2 separate regions of the Mus musculus genome follow, and region 2 is linked to region 1. The links are chromatin loops, found by intact Hi-C in ENCODE. Cell type or tissue: left cerebral cortex. All regions are shown on one strand. Each heading gives the region's core, and the rest is flanking DNA. Links, peaks and the distances in the headings are about the cores only.

Region 1 (2,930 bases), core at 137-2,636:
ATGATGTTGTTTACACCAGTGAACAAGAAATTGAACAAGAGTCTAAATTCAGCTGTTGAGCTTTTCTTTTTTTTTTTTAAGGTTTGAAAACTTACATGTTTGAAAACTTACATGTAGGAATTAGATTCCTAGACTCTATGTTTATAAACTTATCATAAAATCCTAAATAGGAGACAAACCACAAAACAAAACAGACAACAACAACAACACTACACACACACAAACACAAAACAAAAGAAAAAAATTTTCACTGTCACTACCTCTTCTGGACTGTGAACAGCTATGTGAAATACTATTGTTGTTATTTTTGTTCACTTTTGTACATTTTTCTCAAATAGAATGGGCTCTGTTTTGATGACTTGATTTTCCTCTCTATATTCTAGAATTCTAAACTTCTGTACACCCCATTCCTAATTCCCAACAATCAAATCAAATCAAATTTTACTGTAGAAATCTTGCTTCTGGAGTCTCTTTATTTAGTTAAGTTGTACAGTAAGTTTTATGAACAGAAATATACTCACAGAATTTTGAGGGGGTTACTTTAGTATCTATACTCAAGTTCAAAATCAGCTTGACTATTTCATATTCTTAGCATTTGTGTGCCTTAAATGACATACTTACTCTTGCTGCTGTTGTTGTTGCTTCACTGTACAAATTGCTAACATAACACAAAAGATTTTAACAAAACCCAATATATCTCTAATTATTTCCAATTTTCTTTTAAGGGAGTAAACACAGCATGAAAAAACATAAAATGCAGGTTGTTTCTAATGTTGTTCAAAGCATAACACAAAGGACTGAAGAAAGGGTTTATATAGCTAATGCATAATGTGACTGAACTGTTTGTATATTAAATATGATGTTAGGGTATAAATTAACTTAAGCTCTTGAAATTTATAGATGAATTAAAAATGTAAATCTACTATGAAAAGGCTATTTATCTCATTCGTTTGTATGGTAATTGACAGCTCATAATGAAATAATCTGATGCACAGAGTCCAGCTAAATTAGCCCACCAGTAGTGCACTGTCTTGAAGTGACTTCACATCCTCATTAGAGCCTCTCTAATTTCTAAAACAAAATTAATGCAATTAGTGATCAAATCAATACATATTGATCACCAGTTTCTTCAATATGGCATGAAAATATCAGGTCAGAGAAAGGGCTTTTTAAGACTATAGAATTAATATTTAAAAAAAATCAAAGAAGTGAAAAGAAAACCATATTTGTGCAATGTTCCAGTTAGCTATTATTTGTATGTGGAAATAATGGTTTCATTGTTGTGTGGGTGATATTCATAATGATGCACTAAAACACCACCCCTTCCCTCCAGCTCATCAATATGGCATTCATTGTTCATATAGATTTTTCTCTCTGTAAGTATCCAAAAGCACTTTTCCCCCTCATGGTGCAGAATTTCAGATGACTAATCACTCAAAAGCATTTCTCTCCTTTCACATGCAAATGTAAGCAAGATTTGGAAGAAGAGAAGTACTTTCAGGCCCTGGACCCAGTGCCTATCACAGGAGGGGGATGATTTCCAGCTAAATATATGCAGGCAGGACTTGAAGCCTGGAATGAAAATCAAAACACATTGGTGGAAGTCAAGGGATGCTGCTTTTTAAATACTAATCAGCTTATTTCTGTATGAAATAAAATGATACTTCCAAGAGACATGGAGAGGGGGAAAAAGTGGCAGGGGGTACCTTGTCCCCCAACCAATCCAACTGCAAGGTGTTGTTCAGCTGGCTTCTGCTGAGGTTCACACACATAAGGACACTTAGGATGGATTGCCTGGGCTGCTCCAATCCTTGCCCTGAGAGTCAGCAGACCATGTATATCATTGAGAACTTTCTGAGTAAACTCAGAATGTATCATAGGCCATACCTGCCTTTATCTGGGGAGAGAATATCCAAGCCACAAGACTGTGTGTGTGGTGGTAGCGGTAAGGTGCAGTCATAACCAACCAGTTTGCCTCTGCAATCTCAAGGTCATGTTGGGCGGGCACATTTGCTAACTCACTCAGGTCTGCATAGCAAGAAGCTGTAATACATGTGAATAGATTCCCTATTTGTTCCCAATGAATTACAATTGCTTTCTTTAAAAGGGGGAAAAGTAATGAAGGTTTTCTTGCAATTTCCACACCATGTGAACATAAATACAGATTTTCATGGTGTGTAAATGTATAAGCTGTCATTACACAAAAGAATGACAAAAGAGTAACAAGAATAGGTTTCATGTTTTGTAGGTGGGTCCTGTTTATTGTGAGTGCTGTCACAGATCTTTTTGAAGGACAGACCATCCCCACCGGTGCTGTTCTCGGTACTTCTGGTAAGCCAGCCTGGCATGCAATGCCATAACTAGGACCACAGATTTTCAATTAGAGTGTGTTGTTTGTCAAAACAATATATTTGTATTTTTTGTACAATTTAAAAGTTCTCTGAAAGGTTCCATACAAATGTCCAGAGGTCCTTTTCTAATAGGACATTGTTCTAATGTTCTTTACCTGTCACTGGCCCATGTGATGGTTTGGAAAAAAGGACTCCAGGAGAAAATTGAAGAAAGGCTTCCACTCAATCCTTTTGTGTCAAACTCACAGTAGACTTTAGAATAAAGAGAACTTTGAGAAATACAGTAAAAGGGTTGTTACACATTTTTTTTAAGTTTTATTGTGTTTAATTTTTATTTCCGAGAATTTTACATATTTATACAGTAAAATATGAACATACCTAACCTTTACTTCCTGCCACATTCCCCTACTTGCCTGGAAGAAATCAAGGACCACACAGAAGCTGAGGGTCCTTCTGAACTTTTCTTTCTCCTTCCCCATTTTTCAAGTGACCTTCTTCAAATGCCATCTCTCGCCAAACTGCTTTTCTGGAGAGTGGGGTATTTCTATTTGTTGGCAGCATTGATTTGAAGGTAATATT
Region 2 (2,930 bases), core at 111-2,610, 590 kb before region 1:
ATCTTTTTAACCCCAGTACTATATTCTATGAATGCATTTCAGTTAAAATGTTGTTTTAAAAAAAGAAGCCAGAGAAACTTAAAGTGACAATGAGCTGTCCACTTTATGCAGAAGAATGGCATAATTTAACAAGAGCTGTAAGTTCAATGTCATGAAATTGCACAGTGGTGTGCACTCACATATATTGCTGAGCTATGAATCTATTACATAATGTTAGGCAGCAAACTGATGACTTAAAATGAAATTAAAATTATATTTACTTTTCAATTTAATTTTTATAAATTCTTAGCAATCTGTTCCAGAATAAAAAAAAGCAAAGAGTGTGTGTGTGTGTGTGTGTGTGTGTGTGAGACAACGTGTATTATCGTTGTCCTAACTCAGGTTTGTCACTGGACTCTACATTGATAACAAGTGTGTCTGGCTATTCTAGTACAGGCACTCTACAGGCAGGCTCAGCAGAAGCAGGCAGCATCCTTCAGTACAGTTGCACTGACGGTTAGCTCTGAGTGCTCTGAGTGCTCTGAGTGCTTGTGTCTTAATGTTAGAGAAGTGGAATTGGTCAAGTGGCCTCCCTCCTATTTTGGCTTCAGAAGGAACTCTGTTACCTCTTATCGAATACTTCCATGGTCTTTGATATTCATAATAGATGCTTCGTAAAATTAAAAATAATATCTCAGCTCTAAACAAAAAAGGCAATGTGATTCCAGTATAGTACATTTATTACTTGACATCTCTGTGACCAGATAGATACATGCCAAAAATAACTTGTGGGAGGAAAGATATATTTCAGCTCTGTTTCAAAGAGTTGTAGGCCATAATAATAGGGAAGGGATCACGAGGTTAAGGGAAACTGGAGTGTGCAACAGAAATTCCTTATATGGCAGTGGCCTGGACTAGGGGACCAAACTAATGCTCTTAAAGGCCCGCGGACACTGATCAGCTCCATCTCATAAATGCTCCATTACTTTCCAGTAGTGTCACAGATATGGTCCAAGTACTCTGAACATGGCCTGTGGTAGACATTGCAAATTCAAACCATAAATCTTTAGTTACACATAAAGTTTGCAATGTTTTCTACACAAATATAAATTAAGAGTATATTTGCATTTTGTTAGGTGTATATTGTCTTTGGGATTGTGTAAGTTGTCATTTATTTTGTTGGCCACTAGGTGGTGCAGTTTACTAATTTATTATACCCAACCTATAAGCAGAATTTATGAAGTGATCTTTTCTTTAGTTGATTGCCTAGAAATTAGAAAAAGATGTAAGTGACCCACGATGCAATCATTATGGCAAAGCCTGGATTAGAACCCCAGCTTCCTGACCTCTCATTCCCTGATATAGTCATATATTGAAAAATTACTCAAAAATAAGCTCTTATTGACAATAAGACTTTTTCCAAAACAATAATAAAGATATAAGATCCCCCCAAAAGGTATTATTATTAAACATCTTTCAAAAGTATTACACTAACACCTCCAATTTCATAAAAAATACTTTAGTGAGTTTCATCAGTTAGTTTATACAGTCTTTGGTGTAAACTTATGCAGAGCCCACAAGTTCAAACCAGTCTGAAGAATAGATACTAACAAGGAACTTAGTGCATTCAAAGTAGATGTATGGTTGTGGAGGAAATGTGATCCAATATCTTCCTACCAAAGAGCAACATGAACACAGCTGTAGATGAACACTGTGGGCTTCCTCCAAAATTTTAAGACACAAGATGATATTTGTATAAATCACTGTTACCAAGTTATACCTTAGGAAACATTAAAATAATTTTGCTTTCTTTGATAAACTCATTCAGCATGTATAAGGTATAGCAATTGCTGTTAAGTGATAATTAACTGCCTTTTATGGTTTTTTTTTTTAATTTCTAGGTACAAAAGTCAAGAAATAAGCAAGTGCGAGAATTATTCTCCGATGGCTTTAGCATTCATCATGCCGGGATGCTTCGGCAAGACAGAAATTTGGTTGAAAATTTGTTTTCAAATGGGCATATCAAAGTCCTAGTCTGTACAGCCACATTAGCCTGGGGTGTCAATCTTCCTGCACATGCCGTGGTTATTAAGGTAGGAGCTTACCTCCCTTTGCACATGGATTTGTGTCTGTCAAAGCAAGCTCCTGAATTGATTTAGTTAGAAAAATTTTGTCATTTGTCTGTTTCATTGACTGAATGTTGTTTTAGCCAGAATTATTTTCTCCGGTAAAAGTCTAGTTTATATTAAAGAATTTAACTCTATCCTACCTGATGAAGGGATTATTTAAAGTATGCTTTTGGAATCTTCCCATATTTGCCCAATTTCAGGTTCCAGCTCTTCAGGATTATATGTGTGTGCTTATGTAAATTTTATTAACTTTTCCTCATCTAGGGAACACAAATATACGCTGCCAAAAGAGGCTCCTTTGTTGACCTTGGAATTTTAGATGTCATGCAGATATTTGGCCGAGCTGGACGACCGCAATTTGACAAATTTGGGGAAGGAATCATTATAACAACCCACGATAAACTCAGCCATTACCTCAGTTTGCTCACTCAACAAAACCCAATTGAGAGTCAGTTTCTGGAAAGTCTTGCAGATAACCTAAATGCAGAGGTAAGAACTTGGAAGTAAAAGATTGAGTTGGTTGTTTATTTGTAGTATGAGGACTGTAGTGAGGGAAAGAGACAAAATAGAGGCTGCCGGGATGGCTCGGTTGTTAAGGGTGCTCACTGCTCTGCAAAACACCTGGGTTTGGTTCCTACCCAACTGCCCTGAAAGGACAGCCCCAAGGAATCTGACACCTGCTTGTGGCCTTTTCTGGCATCTGTTTGCTTGTGCACACACACACACACACACACACACACTCTCTCTCATTTAAAATTACATCTTTAAAAGTAGAGAAAATAATAGGATAAATGGCAGAATGTTGCTTAATTCACAGCAGTG

Evidence for each region. A loop is a pair of places that touch in the nucleus more often than their neighbours do. Peaks named below come from ENCODE experiments on the same cell type or tissue, not always from the same donor. Only the 100,000 strongest peaks of a DNase experiment are listed, where the experiment ranks them.
Region 2: it touches region 1 in a loop (3-fold over the local background); 14 of 42 quality-filtered maps call a loop at or near these places.

The regions. Positions count from the first base shown.
Region 1 is chr10:51,283,214-51,286,143 of GRCm38, forward strand. No RefSeq gene overlaps it. Among named protein-coding and RNA genes, the nearest start is that of Gm35917, 98 kb to the left of the region's middle. In left cerebral cortex, for the core only: no CTCF peak of the experiment used is centred there; a DNase peak (open chromatin) is centred at 1,498.
Region 2 is chr10:50,698,060-50,700,989 of GRCm38, forward strand. Ascc3 (activating signal cointegrator 1 complex subunit 3) reads left to right here. Exons shown (of 42, transcript NM_198007.2): 15 at 1,881-2,072; 16 at 2,373-2,597. Among named protein-coding and RNA genes, the nearest start is that of Ascc3, 110 kb to the left of the region's middle. In left cerebral cortex, for the core only: a CTCF peak has its summit at 1,168 (motif pointing right); a DNase peak (open chromatin) is centred at 1,123.